2 separate regions of the Homo sapiens genome follow, and region 1 is linked to region 2. A link is an interaction called in ENCODE POLR2A ChIA-PET data of the cell type or tissue named here. Cell type or tissue: CD4-positive, alpha-beta T cell. All regions are shown on one strand. Each heading gives the region's core, and the rest is flanking DNA. Links, peaks and the distances in the headings are about the cores only. Region 1 overlaps IPCEF1 (interaction protein for cytohesin exchange factors 1). Region 2 overlaps IPCEF1 (interaction protein for cytohesin exchange factors 1).

What was found. ChIA-PET counts read pairs that join two places held together with the same protein. Peaks named below come from ENCODE experiments on the same cell type or tissue, not always from the same donor. Only the 100,000 strongest peaks of a DNase experiment are listed, where the experiment ranks them.
Region 1: POLR2A ChIA-PET joins it to region 2 with 7 read pairs; 4 of 35 experiments call an interaction of 5 or more read pairs at or near these places.

The regions. Positions count from the first base shown.
Region 1 is chr6:154,159,952-154,165,332 of GRCh38, forward strand. It overlaps IPCEF1 (interaction protein for cytohesin exchange factors 1), which reads right to left. Exons shown (of 12, transcript NM_001130700.2): 12 at 1-89. It also overlaps a transcript of OPRM1 not described here. Among named protein-coding and RNA genes, the nearest start is that of OPRM1, 120 kb to the left of the region's middle. In CD4-positive, alpha-beta T cell, for the core only: no CTCF peak of the experiment used is centred there; no DNase peak of the experiment used is centred there; H3K27ac peaks cover 352 bases.
Region 2 is chr6:154,216,437-154,221,817 of GRCh38, forward strand. It overlaps IPCEF1 (interaction protein for cytohesin exchange factors 1), which reads right to left. Exons shown (of 12, transcript NM_001130700.2): 7 at 4,821-4,892. It also overlaps a transcript of OPRM1 not described here and the pseudogene RPL17P24. Among named protein-coding and RNA genes, the nearest start is that of IPCEF1, 140 kb to the right of the region's middle. In CD4-positive, alpha-beta T cell, for the core only: no CTCF peak of the experiment used is centred there; no DNase peak of the experiment used is centred there.

The DNA of each region.
Region 1 (5,381 bases), core at 107-5,106, 57 kb before region 2:
TTCATGACTTTCCACTCTCTGTATTTCCTGGCTGTCAGCTTCGGGTCATCCAGCAACTGGTTAATCATGGCCAGATCATGTTCTTTACACTGTGTGAGTAGAAAAAAAGGGGAAGGGGGTATGTTGAGAGTGTCTTAATTTACATAAACCATCTTTACCAACTCTTTTACAAGTACACATATACATAAAATTACCAAAGCATTTTTGCACGTTAATGTTCTAATTCCAGCATTAAGCTTAAGAAATACGACATTTGTTTGCATACGCTAGCCGCAAAGAAGTGAAGTATCCTACCCAAGAGTTAGTGGAAGAGCTAGACATATAGCAAAGATCTTCTATGTTGCCTTTCCCTGATCAATCCATTATTCCACACCACAGTAACAATTCTACCTTGGTGTGGGAATCATGCCTCCTAAAACTTACCATTGTAGGTATTAGCATTTTATTGACAATCCAAACTTCACTAAGTAAAATTGGAACGTAACACTTTACCTAGGACATATGGCAACATAAAATATGTCTTTTAAGATTTTATTAAATTATCTTTATTTTTAATAAATCACATTTATTTAATACAGAATAAATACACAGATTATCTTTTCAGTCAAAGAAGAGGCTACTAACCTTCCATCAAAACAGTATGTATTCCAATAATGCTAATAAACAACCTATTGGTGCTATTCCATTCTGCCTCCTCTGTAACCAATGGCACACATTTCTGAAATGTCTAGCTCAGGTTAGAGTTTTCTATAGACAAGGAATGGAGTATAAATAAGATGTTCATCCTCCATATTAAAAACAAATATTCAGCCCTGACAATTGTATCTCAAATCTATGCCTGTTTTCTCCATCCCATGACCATAATCCTAAGGTTGGATATCCAGTTCAATATATCACGTTTGATCTGCTGCCACAGCCTCCTGAGCGAGACCACTGCCTCCAATGCCCACTTCAACTCCACCTCCACTTAGCAGAGCAGGGATGCATGTAAATGCCGAGTCCCCCTCATGGATCCCCTTACACCCAAGGCTCCTCACCTGCACTGGCACCATTTGTTGATACTCTGCTTCCTTTTGACTTCCCAGTCTAATGTACTGGCATGCATTTTCTCACCCACACAACACTAGCTCACACCTCCGTGTTGTTGTGCCACATGAAGAATCTTCCTTGCCTTTCTTCACCTCATAAACTCTAATTTCTAGAGTTTCTTTTACACAGAACACTTTCCAGTCTTTCTTTACCCAATTTTTTTCTTTTCTTTTCATTTTTTTTTTTTTTTGAGACAGAGTCACTCTGTTGCCCAGGCTGGAGTGCAGTGGCCCAATCTCAGCTCACTGCAAGCTCTGCCTCCCAGGTTCAAGCGATTCTCCTGCATCAACCTCCCAAGTAGCTGGGATTACAGGCATGCACCACCATGCCTGGCTAATTTTTCTATTTTTAGTAGAGATGGGGTTTCGCCATGTTGACCAAGCTGGTCTCAAACTCCTTAAACCTCAAGTGATACACCCACCTCAGCCTCCCAAAGTGCTGGGATTACAGGCGTGAGCCACTGCACCTGGCCTACCCAATTTTTCAAAACCCGTAAATCTATACTTGAGGCATCACATTGTCCAGGAAACCTTCCCTGCACTCCCAAAATTGGACTGATAAGCTTTTAAGTTTTTATGTTCTCATGCCTTCCAATGATGCCCTCTGAGAACTTACCGAGGTACATTTAGGTATTTACGGGTAAGTCATGGCCCCTCTTCTAAAGCTTAAAGAAGATGACAAGAAACATTTCCTTCATCCCTGTATTCCCTGCACCTAACGCAATGCCAAGTGCCATGTAGACATTCAATTCATGCATGTGATTGAACTACTCTTTTTGACTATCCCCAGGACAGCATGTGTGAAACTAAAACTTCACAACCACTGCCAGTAAGTGGATTTTCACTACTCTCCAGTCATCACATTTTCACATCCTTTTTCTGGCAGTCTCCCAAATGACTATTTCAAAACTCTTCTCATCTCAAACCCCCTCTCTCATCCTCACTCGCAGCTGATGGCCTTGCTATCTCTTTGTTGAGGAAATGGAAGCCATCAGAAGAGCACTTCTCCCAAGTTCCTATTGCCCACGAACTACATGGATGCAAATCTATGCTGCCTTCTGCCCTGTTCACAGAGATGGAGCATCTGTGCTCCTAGTAAAGGCCAATCCCTCCACTTGGGCACAATGGCCCCCGCTCTCCTACTCAAGAAATTCATCCCAGCAATTCTGTTCTCTCCTCTGACTCACCAACTTTCCAGATCCCCTCCAGCAGTCTCACTGGTACACATGTTTGCTGTTATTTCTTGCATGTTAAAATTCCTCTCTGCCCCCAAATCCCTGTCCAGCTAATGCTCTACTTTTTCCTGTCTCCAGTGGCCCATTCTGCATAGATTCAGTCCCATCAGGGTTTGGCCCCCACCATTCACCAAAACTGCTCTTGTGAAGACCATCAGTGACCTCCATGTTGTTAAATCCAATAAACCATTAAATCAATGTTAAACCAATGATCCATCTTCAACTTATTTATCAGCAGCACCTAAAACAATTGACTACTCCTCCTTCTTGAACAGTTTCATTGTTGTGCTCCTATGATACATTCTCCTGATTTTTCTTGTACCACAATTGCTACTTACTCCCACCTTAGTTGCTGATTCCTCCTTGTCACGCCACCTCTTCTCACTGGAGTGTTCTAAAGCCCCAGCTTGTATCCTGTTCTCTGCTCTATCTATGTTCATGCTGTTGGTAATCACAAGAAATCTCTCCCACTCTCCTATGTGCTGAGGGTCCCAAGTTTATATCTCTCCTTACTTCTTCCCTGGACTCCATCATCATTTGTCTAAACTTCCTCTTCAGCAGTTCCACATCAACCCCTAAGAGGCATCTCAAAAATAACATATCTAAAGATAAGTTCCTCTTATTCTCTACATCCCCACCCCACCAACTTCCAATGCACACCAAACCCGGTTCCTACCGTAGTCTTCCACAAAGCACTTAATGGTAACTCCGTCTTTCCAGTTGCTCAGAGCAAACACTGGAGTCATTCTTGACTCCTTCTACCACACCCAATCCACCAGCAAAGGCTGATGGTTCTACCTTCAGACATGACACAAAGCATGCCATCCTTCTGTTCAGAACCTTCCAGAGGGTCACTGTCTTACTCCGAGCAGAAGCTGGTGTTTGCAATGGCAATGAGATCCTCAATGGCTCGAGTCCCTGCTGCCCCTCCAGCCCACTGCTGCACTCCCCATGCTCCATCCCCACTACATTACAGCTACCTTGACCTCCTTGCTCTTCCTTAAATGCCCTAGGCACACTCCCGCCCCAAGGTGTTTGTGTTTTTGTTCCTTTTGCCTGAAATATTCGGCCTCAGAGAACCTCAAGCCTCATTCCCTTTCCTTTTTCAGATTTTACACAAATTATGTCTTTCAAAGAGGCCTTTCATGTCCTTCCTAATTAAATATCAATTCCTCAACATGTTCTATCCCCTTTTCTATTCTTTATCAAATCTATCATCACTTATCATATTATACATTTAATAGTCAATTATGTTTGTTTATTCTCCTACTAAAACATAAGCTTCCGGAAGGCAGGCCTTTTTATCTGACATGCCCAGTGCTATAGCCCCAAGTGCCTGAAAGAATGACTGCACATGTAGACTGTTTACACATGTAGACATTCGTTGAATACTTGTTGAAAAAATGAATATATAAAATAAGAAATAAATGAATAAATGAATTACCAATTTGCTTTTTATTCTCTTTTGCATTCTGAACCCTATTTGGAGTCTGAGGAAATCCTTTCCATTAAACAAAAAAACTAGACATAGATTCATAGATCAATAGCTGGATAGATAGATATTAATAGATAGATAGATAGATAGAAGATAGACATATAGATGGATAAAGATAGGAATCCTTCCTTCCAAAATGGAGAAAAAACAGTGCAGTAGGAAAGCAGAGGGATTGTTTATAGAAAGTTAGGCAGGGCCAAAAGAGCATATTTCTTCTTTCTGAGTTTTCAATATCTATGCTTCCAAAACAACTTTTCCAAAACAACAACAACAACAAAAGCTTTCTTCCTCTGATATCACCATACTGCTATTAATGTAAAGTTATTTAAAGAGTTTTATTTTGTTCTAAAGAAATTTAGACATCTACTTCAAAGGAAGATCCTAATTTTTCATATTAAAAAATTAAATAAGATCTTTGAAAATTAATAAAAATTGGGGAAACTGACTTTGCATACATGAATTAACCCCTCTTTATAGCTAATAAAATTTTTAGAACAGGGTCTCTTCAACTTTGGGCATTAAGCTGACACTTCTCATATGGCTTTTGGCTCTAAGTAGTTCAAATTTTTTACCATTTGGCTCAAATCTGTGTTAGTTCTTCTATGGATGAAAGAAAAAAATGTAGACAATAATACAGAAGAAGGAAATTAATGAAACAACAGAACCTTCCAAGCTCCTTCCTACACCAGGCATCCTGGGGCTGGGCCTCATCCAGCAGCCCAGCTTCTCCTGGATGGCGCATGAGGCTTTTGGAGGGCTTTGAACTACTTTCACAACATCCGCTCTGCTTTCTGGCAGGCAAGCAAGGTTTGGCAGGGATTCCAAAAATACCATGAAAGAGAGAATGCTGTACTTTCAGTTTTTACTCCAAATAGTCAGTGTGTGGCTCGACTCAAGACCTAAGCATTGGAAATGTGTTCCACCAGAGTAGCTACGGGAAGAAAGGGTTCACCGCTCTTGTGACATAGGTCAGAGTAACTCAGAGAGAGTTTCAGTTGGACCCATTAATCATTCCATTAATAACTTATTTTAAAATAAAAGCAGACTTAGCCAAAAGTCAGTGAATGATGAGCTGTTAGAAATTCCTAAATATCTGTATTTAGTGTACAACATAATACGATCAACTTTTGCTCAAGTTCAACTTGGAAGTTTGCTCAACTTCCTAGAAGAATTTCCCTGAAGTGCATTCATTCCAGTACTATCCCAGTGCAGGGATTTTTCTTATTTACGGAATGCACCTGCGGCAAATATAAACATTATTGTTAAAACAGTTTCCTTGTTTCTGCATGAAACTCTGTTGTCTTTGCTTGTCTACACTCCTACTTTGGAGCTTTTAAAACATAAACATTTCCTCTGTGTATGATATATTCTCTGTGCAATATATCATACTCAGAGAAAAGTGCACAAATAGAAAAATTGTGCTTAAAGAATTATCACAAAATAAACACTTCCATACCACTACTACCAGGGTCACAGAAGGACCCGCACCCAGCACTCAGAAGCTCCATTCACATCCCCTCTCAGTCCCATCCTCTCCTCTTCCTCAAAGACAACCACTCTCTT
Region 2 (5,381 bases), core at 210-5,209:
CCTAATATACTCTTAATTGAGAAGATCAAGCATAGAATAGTATGTTTAGCCTGATCCACTGTACTTCAAAAACGATATGTTTTTGTATGTGCATGAATTGGTATGCATAGAAAAGTGTCAGGAAGAATATAATTTTACTGTTTAAAGTGATGGCCGGGCACAGTGGCTCACACCTGTAATCCCAGCACTTTGGGAGGCCAAGGCAGGTGGATCATGAGGTCAGGAGTTGGAGACCAGCCTGACCAACATGGTGAAACCCTGTCTTTACCAAAAATACAAAAATTAGCCAGGCGTGGTGGCACACGCCTATAATCCCAGCTACTTGGGAGGCTGAGGCAGGAGAATCGCTTGAACCCAGGAGGCAGAGGTTGCAGTGAGTTGAGATTGCACTACTGCACTCCAGCCTGGGCGACAGAGTGAGACTCTGTCTCAAAAAAAACAAAAGAGGAGGGTAACCTCTTCTTCCCCTAAGTGGCCTCAGGTGATCTGTGAAAATGGTTTGCTATTCACCTGACCCAAAAAACCCCATAAAACCATGCAAACCAAGAGGTTCAAATCTTTGTGTTCACTTTAAGAACACCTGTGAAATTCCCTAGGCTATCAAAGGTATGCATATATGAAAAGCCACCAAGTTATCTGAAAGATGTCACTTTACGGAAACAACGTGTACCATTCCAGCCTTCCAAGGGTGGAGTTGGTAGGTATGCACAGGCCAAACAGTGGGGCTGGACACAGGGCTGGTGGCCCAACAAGAATGCTGCATTTTTCCTGCACATGTTTAAAAGTGCAGAGAGTGATGCTGAATTCAAGGGTTTAGATGTAGATTCTCTGGTCACTAAGCACATCCAGGTGAATGAAACACCCAAGATGGGCCACTGTACTTTCAGAGCTCATGGTCAGATGAATTTATATATATGAGCTCCCTCTGCCACATGGAGATGATCCTCGCTGGAAAGGAAGAAATTGTTCCTAAACCACAAGAGGTGGCTGCATGGAGAAAAAAAAAAAAAAGTGTCCCATAAGAAACTGAAGAAACAAAAGCTCATGGCACGAGCATCGATTCAGCATAAAATAAATGCAAATGAAAGCGCACACACACACAAAAAAAGTGGTTAGCCCTAGGGAGGGTAGTTGAATTAGAAAGTGAGGTGAGGATATAGGAAATCTTTTGCTTTGTCTGACACGAATACGTTTTATGTATTATTAACTAAAATAAGCATTTAAAAGTTCATTTTTTAAAATTGACCAGGCAAAACATAACAATTTCATGGTTCACTTTTTAAAATACCACAATAACAATTTTTAGCTTATACCTTAGTTCATAATTGTATAAGTTTATTCTCCCTCAAAAAAGCATCTAAAAGTGAAATAGGGAAAATATTTTTTTAAAGAGACAAAAAAATTGTTTTCACTTGAGTGTCTGAAACAAGAAAAGGCATTTCTAAGCTCCTCTCCCAAACATGGAAATAGAGCAAAATAGAAGACTGTTGACAATAAAGAAAATATTTCTCTCAGCCCTTACCCAAAACTTGTAACCTTTTCATTACAACCATTAGTTACTTGCTGTGAAAAACTGGTGATGTTTAGAATCTTGTTTGACTGTTTTCTTTCTAGGATCCACTGGCTTAGAGTACCTTCTTTGCTAAGAACTTTTTTTAAAACATCATGGCAGCAGGAAAACATCTATCTGTGGCTAAGTAGATGGATGCACTAAAGGACTTATATTTACATAAAAGAAAATGACAGATGTTTCCTGGGAGTTTGTTGTATATTAACTTGACGTGAATGTGTGTGTTGGAGGAGAACAAGTTTTAAGAAATTGATGTACAAAACAAGAGCATTCTTCCCACAGTGTCTGAGAAAGGCAGCTCCCGTCTTTGCTGAGAAACGAACTCTTTCATTACCCTTAATTACTTACCCCTGTACTTTTAAATTGAGACTCACTACAGAACATGCGGAGTTTCTACTAAACTTAATTACATTTCCCTTCATCGTCCCTGAGAGAAATGTCACTATCCAGAAATGCAGTTGCCCAGGGAGAGGAACTTCTAAAACAAGGACTCATCACTGCAAACGCTACCCACTCCCTCCCCCACACCTCTCATCTTACCAAGTAATACCCAGATACATTATTTCCTGGCTTAAACCGGCTGCATCAGTAAGAAGGGAAGTTCTTCATGTGTTATTGCAAAGTAAATCTCTATCATCTGCATAATCTTGTGGGAGAAGGGAGAAGTTGCATTGTTGGCTACTAGAAAAGTCATTTTTAGAATAATGAAACTCTATAATGATATTATAAACATGAGAAGTTATTATAAATTTCAGGCCCAGACAAAATGGACCATTTAGCCGGATGGACAATTTTCAAGTCTAAAGGTCACTGACAGATTCAAAAACATGGGGTCCAGACACCTTAAGTTCAAATTTCAATTTGCATCTTCTTTGTAAGCTGGAAAGATAACCCCCAAAAGAATTTCAAGTAAAATGAACAGATCTTCATAGCATAGATAGGCGGTAAGATCTTGACGTTGATAACTGTGAAAGACTTTGATTTCACAGCCAACAGGATGAAGTATTTATATCATATCTACCCATGCAACTCTACTTACCATTAGATAGGTTTCTGCAAAGGGAGAACATAAAATTGGAAGATAAATAAACTGGAAATGTAAATAAACACTGGGGCGGTGAGGAGGGGGATCTGGGATTTACAGAGCAAACGTGCATGAAATACAACGGATTCAGATAAACATGGAAGGGTCTCACACTTTCATCGGTTTAAAAATGCACCTTACTGTGTAGGAGGAGAAATTCACTAGGTAACAAACAAAGCACTGAGAAGCAATTGTTTCTCTGCTACTCTGTCTCACTCACCTCTTGCTGGAGAGAGGAAAACTACTTGCAAGGAATCAGCCACAGAATGAGTGGGAAGGACGGGCCAAGGATGGAAGCTGGAGCTACAAGGCACTTTTAAAGAAAAGCCAGGACAGCAGGAGGTATTGGGCAGGGGAGAGGCGGGCAGCACTGTTTCACCACCATTCAAGACCAGAAAAGACCATTTGGGATGAACTGAGGCTCAGCGGCGGACTGACCTCACTATCACAGGGCTCCAAGTGCTAGCGGGCGAGACCTTGTGCCTTCCACATCCCACTTACACAGCAAGGGCTTTGCTAACCAACAGGATTTAGCAACTGATGCAAATAAAAAAAAAATAAGTAAAGATCTTTGATGTGGAGATTTTAACATCCTCTCCATTCGTGTATCTGTTCTTATTTTTCTCAGATGCTTAAGAAAACCAAGGGGATAAAAAAAAGCTAAAACTAGAAAAAGGATAGAAACAACTTCTCTCTTTGTCCAAGTAAATCAAAGCTTTGTTTGGAAGACTCAACTGTCCGTTCCTTGCCTTGTTATTTCTAACACAGAGCTTCCCGACTTTCTACAGTACAAAGCCATTCTGTCCTCATCTGGAGGGTGATGCTGGGGAGGTGAGGATAGGGGACAGATGAGAGTCCTTCTAGCTGGACAGAGCTGAGCGGATACCTGTAAGGAGTGTGTGTGTGTGTGTGTGTGTGTGTGTGTGTGTGTGTGTGTGTCCATGCACATGTTTGGTGAAAGGCAGTTGCTTTTTTTCTTCATGTTTCTAGAGCAAGAGAGCAATGAGAACTACATAGGGCAGATAGGTAAGGAAATCATTATAAGTAAAACAGGTTAAGCGTAAGCTCTGTGAATGGAGGAATTATGTGTGGGTTTTTCATTGCCATTGCCCACCATCTGCTGCAATGGGGCATGTGGTAGGCGTTCCATTAACATATTTTCAATTGGTCATGTGAAATAATAAGAGACACTAAGAATTCTGAGAATAGGGCTAAATCAAAGAGAATGCCCTCTGATATCTCCAATCAGCACCTCAAATACAGCCTGATTCAAACAGCCATTGTTGACCAGGTGCGGTGGCTTACGCCTTAGTTCCAGCACTTTGAGAGGCCGAGGTGGGTGGATCACTTGAGGTCAGGAGTTCGAGACCAGCCTGGCCAACATGGTGAAACCCACAAGAAACACAAAAAATTAGCTGGGCATGGTGGTGCACGCCTGTAACTTGGGAGGCTGATGCAGGAGAATCATTCGAACTCAGGATGCAGAGGTTGCAGTGAGCCGAGATCGCACCACTGCACTCCAGCCTGGGCAACAGAACAAGACTGTCTCAAAAATAAATAAATAAATAAATAACAGCTATTGTGATCACACCTGACTCTAAACCATTAGGAATGGTGTAGGGCAGGTTGTACTCTGCACACAGCCCACTTATTTTCACAGACCACCCTGGAAATGGAGCTAGGGATCTACAATTTTAAGTTTGATGTACTCCGAGCAAAGGCGTTTTGCAATATGTTCAGGACAATACATGGAGAGGTGATAAATACGTGAATCATCACGATAATCACACAGCATATATTAAACGCTATAGCAATATTTTGCATGTAGAATTCCGAAAGCTGCAAGATCAGTTACATAATACTTTCAAGCCTCTCTCCTTGTGATGCTGATTCTCCTTTTAACATGTTCTTTTAATGACTTCTGTCCACTCCTTTTTCAACTTAGTGGTTCCCCGAAATAGCCACTTTGATACATGTAATTCTCCAAACCGTTTCCAAATACTAGAGAAGAAAGCACGAAGGCATTGTAACTGCTAAATAAATTAATCCTTAAAGTAACAGAAATAAAATAATAATTGATATGGACATATGATTAGAATTCCAGTACCAGGCTAAAGTTAAGTATATTCCCATTAAGGATGGGGTTTACCAGTTTCCTCTACTTACACGTTCATTTCCTGCACATTCTCAGCTGCAAAATAAAAGGTCTTGATCTGTGGATGGCTGATCTTAAAAGCACTTGAAGGAGGAAAAGCACAAACACATAAAAAATTAGTGTTTATAGTCAACAATGGGTCTGAAAGTAAATCAGTAAAATACAAGCTTTGTAAACTTGTCTGCTTTCTTTGTAAATTTACAAAAAATAATTTAGTAATATTAGATACCTATTGTCTAGTCTCTGTTTCATATAGAGAACTAAGAGTCAATTTTTTATGTCAGAACGTCCAGAACAGGGCTGAGTCTTAGCTGGTCAGTAGTTTCCATTTAAAACATATAGGTATGGCCGGGCACGGTGGCTCACGCCTGTAATCCTAGCACTTTGGGAGGCCGAGGCGGGCAGATCACGAGGTCAGGAGATCGAGACCATCCTGGCTAACATGGTGAAACCCCGTCTCTACTAAATATACAAAAAAATTAGCCGGGCATGGTGGCGGGCACCTCTAGTCCCAGCTACCCGGGAGGCTGAGGCAGGAGAATGGCATGAACCTGGGAGGCAGAGCTTGCAGT